Linked DNA regions of Homo sapiens: region 1 is linked to region 2. The links are chromatin loops, found by intact Hi-C in ENCODE. Cell type or tissue: PC-3. All regions are shown on one strand. Links, peaks and the distances in the headings refer to the core of each region. The heading gives the core; the rest is flanking DNA. Region 1 overlaps LOC124903315 (a long non-coding RNA gene). Region 2 has its middle 46 kb from the start of LINC02310.

Region 1 (4,398 bases), core at 306-4,305, 150 kb before region 2:
TTATGGGGTACAGACGTGAGCTACTCCTCTAATGTCCAGGAGCTGTATCAATCCCAAGAAATGACTTGCAATATCCTGCATGTGTGTGTGTGTTTTCAGGGAGGGATCTGGAACAATTTTCTGGGGCCTGTAAATGTAAGCTGATTCACAAGATGAAGTGCCCCCTCCCTGCCTCTTCCCCCATCCCGGAATTGAGAACGGCTCTAGATTATGAGGCAGAGGAGGCTGGAGCAATGACTTTCCTCCCGGAATACCCGACAGTACCCTGCCTGGCAAGCCTTGTGTACTGTCTTTATAGGAGTACTTACTAAACTGAACATATAGAAGCAGCCTTCAACTTTTAGGAATCCACATACATTCCTCCCATCCAGAAGGTTAGCTTGTGATGAGAGATTCTTTTGGGGATCTCATTAACAGTTTCTTCTGTTTGTGGGATGGCTCTTCCCAAAGGGGTCTTAAAATCAGAGAACAGGCCTGGCGCAGTGGCTCATGCCTATTATCCCAGCACTTTGGGAGGCCAAGGTGGGCGGATCACGAGGTCAGGAGATTGACCATCCTGGCTAATGCAGTGAAACCCCGTCTCTACTAAAAATACAAAAAGATTAGCCAGGCGTGGTGGCGGGTGCCTGTAGTCCCATCTACTCCAGAGGCTGAGGCAGGAGAATGCCATGAACCCGGGAGGCGGAGCTTGCAGTGAGCCGAAATCAGCCACTGCACTCCAGCCTGGGCAACAGAGCGAGACTCCTTCTCAAAAAAACAAAACAAAACAGAACAACAGAGAACAAGATACTCAAGTTTGGGAGGCTAAGTGCTAATATTGGTTTTCCTACCAACTCTTTTTTGTCCCAGTTACATCATCCACAAATTCATAGTCTCTCCCCCTCTCTACTACTCAATAAAGTTATTATGGGGAATTGTGATTAAAAAATGAGAGGAAGGAAATTTGTAAACTCAAAGTTGTAGTATTAGTGTAGCTAGATGAAATAAGAGTTGGTTCCCCTTCCATGTTATTAGCGGAGAAAAAGAGACAGATTGAGGGAGGAAAAAGAGATGTAGCAGGATATTGTCATTAAGATCACAGCAAACTAACATGACATACTGTTGGTGAGTAGGTAAGAAAGATAGCTCTGAGTCCCTCACTTTAAGACACGTAACGGAAAGGAGTCAGAACATTGCAGGAAGTGAAAGGACTATTTGATTCATCATTATCCTATTCTTAGTTGGAATTATTTTCCTCTTCATTTTAGTTATGACCACGGGTCAGCCAGACATTAAGACAAGAGCACAGGGTTACAGTGTGGGAGCCCTATTTAATTGATTCCAGAATGCACATCTGTCACATCCTAACATCTCTGGGGATCAGCTCATGGTGTTGGTCAGGCTCTGTGGAGATACAGTCGTTAATAATATCATGGCAGTTCACACTGTCATCATGTCAATTGAATTGGATGCATTGTTGATGGTATAGGTGTTGAATTTAATTGCGTTTAGAAGATCCTCAAAAAATTATACTATGATTTGACATTAAAATGAAAAATTACCTTGTGTGCAAAAAGGCGTAGAAACAGAGCAGCAGGACTTTAATTTGATATTAGTGAAGCAGATACGCATGGTTGGAGGAATGAACACAATAGTGCATAATTTTTGCAAAGTAACAACCGAACTGCTTTCTGGAGCCTAAGAGAGGAAGAGCCATCCCTTAAGTAGAAGAAACTGTTAATGAGTTTCACAGAAGGATTGACCATCACAAGCCCAGTCGAGTGACAGCAGAAACTGCTGGCACATCTTGGATGAATGAAAGAAACGTCAAAGCAATCAGAGGCTTGCATGACTGGATAACTATAGTTAAAGCAGTGTATCATGTCGTCTAAAGGATGGTGTTGCTCCTGGTGACTCATAAGGTGTGTCTTAGGATCAATGGAAAATGGTACAAATGTAAGCTTATAACATTCAGGGAGTTACTACCATTTTTAAAAGAAAAGGCAGACAGACCTAGTGCCTCTTTTGCTGGTGGGCTTAGTCTTTTGAGAATCAGTACAGAGGTCGGCACATGGCCGATCAGGGACTATGTGCCTGTGGTGCTACTTGCCCTAATGACTCAGAACACACAGGAGATAGGACAGGTCTCAAGAGTGTGGAGGAATAGAGCAAGTGTCCAGGACCTGTCCTCCTTCTAGACATGTGAATGTGAGATGGACAATGGATTTTTTTAAAAAAGAGTACAGTTCTTTATTTAAAGAAAGAATTTGCAGTTTTGGAATGCTTCTTATAAACCAGCAAAAACTAACCCTAGATTTTAAAAAAGCCTAGCAGTTTCAGCACCCTACAACAAATATAAAACGTTTTAAAGTAAATTCAACTAGTAAATATTTAATCATCTCCAAGATTATACCTTTAAATTTATGAAGCATGATTATTTTATGAGTATATTAAATTCTGTATGATGAATTTTTAATGTCCCTAAAATAACAAAATTACTTCAGATTAATAAAAGGACCAGAAACAAATATTGCATATATCTATTTTATTTCTGCCAGATTTCTATTAACAATCAAGACATGAGTAAAGAGAATATTTTCAAGCTTGTGTCCTCATCCATCCCATCCCATCCCCACCTTGAATTTCCTCAGGTGTGGATAAACCTTTCTAGACATTTCAGGTTTTTAATTCTTCAATATGTTTATGATCGTTCTTAATCTGGGCCCCATCGCCAGCGTTCCATGGATAGGCTACAGGGAACCCGTGTACACTTGAAATTATATAAACAGTCCTGAGCACTGTGTGCATTTTGGTGGTGGTAGGGAGAGGTATTCTGGTTGTTATATATTTCCTAAAAGTGCCCATATTTTAAAGAATGAAAGCATCCATTAACCACTGTTGAGCATTTTGGATTTGTTGTGACTTGGTCCTTGGCCCCTCCTAGACGTAAAATGGGAACTTTTAGTGAGTAAGTATTCTGCCTTAACAGGAGGCTGCGTCTAGACCCAGCAACAAGGGAGAGGGAGATTCTTGAGCAACAAGACACCCGGGAAATGGCTTTGTGATTCCGTCTTGGTTTTGGGATTTGGTTGCCAATGTGTCCCTGCTCTTCCTCAAAATAAACAAAGAAAAGCCCCTGCATTCCTGTGCCACCCAGGTTCAATCTGGAACTTTGAACTTTGTTTTTTTTTTTTTTTTTTTTTTTTAAGTGACAGAAACCAGGTCCCAATCATTGAGTTTTCCTCTCCCTCTGACGGGGTCAGAGATCTCCAGACTGTGATATGGATAAGACTGGGGGAGGCTGCAGGGGCAGCTATCCAGGCCATTCGCCACTGGTGGTGACTGTTATACTCTAATTTAAAAATGCAAAAAAAAAGGTCAGGTTGAATGGAGTCTCATTGAGTTCCATGAAATTCCCCTACCTCATGGGCCTGGCATGGCCTAAACTGATGGTCAGCCTCTGAACATCATAGGCTGGGCCGTGACTTAAGAGTCAAGACGTTTCAGAGTAGCAGGTATCAGCGTTGGAGATGTTTGTTAAAAAATCTCCAATCCTTGTTAAAAACAAGCATTTGTTTTTGGTGGAGAGCTTGTTAAAAACACAGGTTCCTCAGATCACCCCCAGAGATTCTGATTCAATAGGTCTAGGGTGGAATCCTGGAATTGGCATCTTTAAACCAGCATCTCCAGGTGATTGTGAGAAAGGGGCTGGAAAAGGTTTCGGTATTCCATGTGTTGAGAGCCTGGATGAAGAGAAGGACATCTGGGCCCTCAAATGTTCTGTCTTTCCTGTGTTAATTCTGTTGGGTCTGAGTCCTCTCCTTATTTTCTGGGAATGGCTTAAGAGGGGAGCCCTGCCCTCCTGAAAGGGCACTGCGTGCGAGATGAAACATTTCAGCTAAAACCATGACCAAGAATTGTCTGTCGGGGCTGTGTTTTTCCAAGCCCCTGACCCCAGCAAGGCTGTGCTTTCATCTGAAGTAGAGAATGTGCAAAGGTAGAAGTTTCTGTGGGCTTCAATCTTAGGGGAGGCAGAGTGGTATGGTGGAAGAGCACTAACCTGGGAGTCCTAAGTCATTCATTCATTCACTCATATACTTGGTTGCTTACCGTGTGCTAAGTACTGTCTTAGGTGCTGGGATTCAAGGGTGAACAAGACATAGTGCATGCCTTCATGGAACCTTCACACTAATCAGAGTGAAAGACTTTCAAAAATGGTTCTAAAGTTTCTACAGGGTTGGGGATTGGGACTTTAGTCTGGTTTTGAGACAGAAAGGGAATGGCAAAGATACTTGACTTAAAGGTGATCTTATATTGCAAAATGACTTGTCTCTTCTCATGTTAACTGTTTATTTGGAGTGGATGATGATGAGGAAGAACCGATGGAGATTGTTGAGCAGTCAAAGATGCTCCCTCACC
Region 2 (4,398 bases), core at 221-4,220:
GACATAGAGCCAAGCAAATGTACTTATACTTGCTTAAAGAGAGAGAGAGAGAAGAGGAGAGAGAGAGAGAGAAGCAATAGTTGCCAACATTTATTGAATACTTACAACGTGTCAAGCACTGTGCAAAATATTGCTTCATATAAATCATGTGTCTGAATTAATCAGCCTAACAACTCAATCAAGAAGCTATTTATTAGTCCCATTCTTCAGAGTAGGACATTAAGGCTAAGAAAAGTTAAGAGATTTGTCCAAGATCAGAGAGCTTCCTAACCCTGGCACTATTAAGATTTGGGGCTGTATAATCCAAGGGAAAGTTCTGCAACTTTTAGATGTTTAGAACATCTTTGGCCTCTATGCCTTTACCCACTTGATACCTGTTGTGGCAAATAAAAATATCTTCAGATATTGCCAAATGCCTCCTTGGGATGTGGAATCATCTTTGGCTGAGAACTGTTTACCAGCAGGCATGGAGTCACTGCTATAAACCCAACCTCCACTGGTGCTCCTTCTGCAGCCAGAGGGCGGGACCTCCTCTCTGTTATATGGACACATTGTATGCTAAGTATCAGGCAGCCTTGCCAAATGCTCCACAACCTGGAACTGGACACAGGGAGGCTTTCGGGCCCTGCCCACAGTTCCAGGCCCTGACACTTCTATCAGGCAATTGCTGGGCCACCCCTTTTGGAGAACTCCATATCCTACCAGAAATCTATAGAGGCTTGTGGCTATTCTTATGCCTTCCCTCAGTTAGGTCCCACTTTCACTCTGCTTAGCATCCAATCCTCAGAAACTGAGGTTGAGAGTTGTGGCTGTATCCTACTTTCACTAAAGAAGGTGGGATTGTAAATTTTTTAATTTTCCATTCTTTTAAACTTTTATATGTCTTTTGGGAGGGGAATTGAACCAAAATACTTCTATTCTGTGATCCTTACTAGGAGCCTTGGTCCAGTTTTAGTTCCTGTGTCTCAAATCTGTGAAAGAGAGGGAGAGACAGATGGACAGAGAGAATGCAGGTGTCTAAATGTAAACCCATGCGTGTAGAGTTTTAACATTAGCTACGCTTCTTCCTAAATTGACGTTGGGATGAAGCTCCAAGAAGGTACATAGAGCTCTTCTTAGAACTATAGAATTTCAGAAAAACATTTAAAAAATCTTGTTGTGGGAATAATATAATGATGCAAAATTCCTTTGAAAATTACTGTAAATATGCAGTGACATTAAATGTGCTTGAAAATTATATACTACTTAATGACATAATTAATCTTTTATATCTGTTAACCGAGATGAATACAAAAATATGCTGTCTTCTTTATTCAAACACCTGAAAAGTCAAGTTTCTTGACAAGCCTTACAGGCTTGTTATCATCCGTGTGTGTGCTCAAAACTTCGTACCATCAGACAGCCCAGGGGAGTGCCAGCAGTTGCAGTGTAAGGACCGTTTTTATCTAGCTTATTCTGTGAAGCACATTAAATGTTTCTCATATATTTCAAAATCTTAAAAGCATTTGTGGATGACAGTGACTTTAACAATTCTGAGAGTAGAAAGTGCTCAGTGGTTTTGAGCATTGGGGGATTCAATCTAGGTTAGGGATCCCTTCTCCCCTCCTCCGCTCTCTCTTGTCCTTTCTTTGCCTCCCTAATCTTCCCTCCTCCTTTCTCTTTCTCTTCTCTCCTTTCCTTTCTCTTCTCTCATTCTCTTTCTCTCACATATACACATGTACTCCCACCCCTCTTTTTTCGAAGGTTTTAAATTCCATCCCTTGATGAATAATTTTAGTAATTGCCCAGTGATAGTGCTAATTAAATTAGACCTCCAGAGGGAAGGCTACTCTTGAGTCTAAATGGCCTTGTGAGTTTTCCTATCTCTACTTCTATTCTAGCAAACTTCTAGAAAGCCTCTGCCTTGCTTGTCTTTAGTTTTACTATCTTCTGCTTATTAAGTATTTATCTCTTACCCTGCTCCCCACATATTATAAGCTCCTCAGGGCAGAAACTATGCCTTTTAAATGGATGCTATTCTAGTGACTACTCAGGAAATGTTTGTTGACATATTTGACATGTTGAGTCTCCCAGGTCTATGGCTGCTAATGAGACATTGCTGGTCACTTCTTCCTCCTCTTGGGCAGCCCCCTTTAGGATAACTATATGCCAGACCTCTTTAGTATAACCATTTTGGTACAAAACATGTTGAAGCTTTATGTTCCATTCCACCTCAGAAGAACAGCAAGAAAACAAACAGAGTGACGTACCATTTTCTCAAGAAACCATGGAGTGCAAAATAGCAGAAATCACCAGTGCCTGGCCTTATGCCTGCATGCTTTCTGAGCTTGGATTCCTGGTGCATAAATCACTGCATGACTCTGGCTTCCCCATACTTGAGGTTGTGAAGGCACCAGGATGGGGAAAAACCCTGCAGGATTTTAATCTTACGTGCATCATCCATAGGCTTCTCCCCCTTCTTGCCACTACTGGCTCAGGACACACACATAGTTCAATGAAATAAAACATATTTGTTCCCTATCTTTCAAACAGTCTTTTCCAATCTAATGTATCAAAGACATTCAAAAGTTTGAGCAAAGGCTGTTCTTTCTCTGACTTTGTTTCATCATGGGCAAGTCTGCTAAGGAAAACAGCACATGCTAGCCAGAAGAACTTGAAAAAGTCCAAGATGTATAGATTTCTCATTTCTGTCCCCAAAATCTTTCTATTTATATTCTCTGAGTGTCAAAATGGATATGACTCAGCTGTGATCCACCAAAAGATGAGGCAGCGTGTTAATTCAACCCTCACTCTCTCTATCAGCATATGGCAAGGTTTATGGCTGCCAAAAAATGCACAAGCTCTTGCCCCCAAATATGAATGAGCAAAACACCCTGTGCTTTATGAAACCAAAGGCTGCATCTCCACCAGCTTGCACTGGATATGCAGTCTTTCTGGGCCTGACCGGGCTGAAGGTACAAATGATGCACAGGATGAGGAGTTGGTCTTTCCCATGCGGGGTTTGTGCCATACTCTTCTCTCTGAAAGTCTGCCTTGCTGCAGCCTCCATCCCCATCTTCCAAGAGAAATCGTACAAAAGATCTCTCTCCCCAAGTCCTTCTGAAGTAGTCTCTCCTTTAAAAAACAACCAGGACATTGTTTCCTGAGCATTTGCCAGGAATGCCAGAACAAGGCTTATCTCCACCAATAGAGAAATAACAAACATCATTCCTTTTCAGAAAACATGGCATGTATACATGCATATTTGGGGTAAAGGTAGGGAGAATGAATTATCCCTTTCAAGCAAGTTGTGAGTTTTTTTTTTTTTTTCCTCTCGTTGTCCAGGCTGGAGTGCAATGGTGCAATCTTGGCTCACTGCAACCTCCACCTCCCAGGTTCAAGTGATTCTTCCGCTTCAGCCTCCCAAGTAGCTGGGATTACAGGCAACTGACACCAAGCCTGGCTAATTTTTGTATTTTTAGTTGAGACAGGGTTTTGCCATGTTGACCAGGCTGGTCTCGAACTCCTGACCTTAGGTGATCCACCCGCCTTGGCCTCCCAAAGTGCCGGGATTACAGGCGTGAGCCACCACGCCCAGCAGTGGGTTTTTATCTAACAGAGTAAGTTTTTCCTGGTGAGTGCTGGCCCCACTGGCAAGAGGCTTAATGGTAATTTTGTTGCCATCAGATGCTGAGATTAGCTCCTGAGCTTTGTCTCTTGAGGACTACCTGGGTCTGGGAGGTGAAGATGAGAACTGGCATGTGGTTGCGCTGAGAGTTGTTTGTACAGGGTTGCCATGATATGAAACTGGGGTTACACTGCCATTCATTTTTTTCTCTCCTGTTTTCCCTGGACAGTCTGTAACGAATCCATTGTTAGCAATGTGTGTGTTCAGTCGTTTAGTAAAATTCCAGCCTATTCTTGTGGTGCTGATGAAAACTGAGAGAGAGCAAGGGAATTTGGACTTCTGACTCATCTCTTTTAAGCACTTTGAAGGCTCTGTCTGCCTTGAATGGTGATGGCAGGTGAGGTCGAGAGCCAGCTTCTTCTTGGCTCTGGCAAGAAGTCACGGAGCCCTATACCCTTAGAGTTTTATTCTTCAGATGTCTAAATTGTTTTTCTAAACTGCTTTAGCGAGAAACCCTGTGCAACTGATAGGGGGCGGAGGCATCTGTGTGCTTGAGAGCTCCTTGTTGTCGATGTTGGTGTCTAGAGAACCCACATCCCAGTCCATTCCCATCTGGCCCGAGATGAAGCAGCTCCTCAGAGCTGTTCCTTTTAAGTTCTTCCCCCACCTCCTACCTAATGCACTGTACTTGAAAACTTATTCAATGATATAATACTATAATGATCATTGAAATGCCTCAGGAGCCTGGAAATGGCTCAACTTTGATCAACTATTAATTTTTTTATTTGTTC

What was found. Hi-C counts contacts between places; a loop is a spot of excess contacts. Peaks named below come from ENCODE experiments on the same cell type or tissue, not always from the same donor. Only the 100,000 strongest peaks of a DNase experiment are listed, where the experiment ranks them.
Region 1: a loop joins it to region 2, with 3 times the contacts of the local background. A loop is called at or near these places in 6 of 110 quality-filtered maps.

What each region holds. Positions count from the first base shown.
Region 1 is chr14:51,293,996-51,298,393 of GRCh38, forward strand. LOC124903315 (a long non-coding RNA gene) reads left to right here. Exons shown (of 2, transcript XR_007064164.1): 2 at 1-2,507. Among named protein-coding and RNA genes, the nearest start is that of LINC00519, 32 kb to the right of the region's middle. In PC-3, for the core only: no CTCF peak of the experiment used is centred there; a DNase peak (open chromatin) is centred at 1,866; H3K27ac peaks cover 1,115 bases.
Region 2 is chr14:51,440,650-51,445,047 of GRCh38, forward strand. It overlaps a transcript of FRMD6 not described here. Among named protein-coding and RNA genes, the nearest start is that of LINC02310, 46 kb to the left of the region's middle. In PC-3, for the core only: no CTCF peak of the experiment used is centred there; DNase peaks (open chromatin) are centred at 562, 2,052 and 2,372; H3K4me3 peaks cover 1,225 bases; H3K27ac peaks cover 3,806 bases.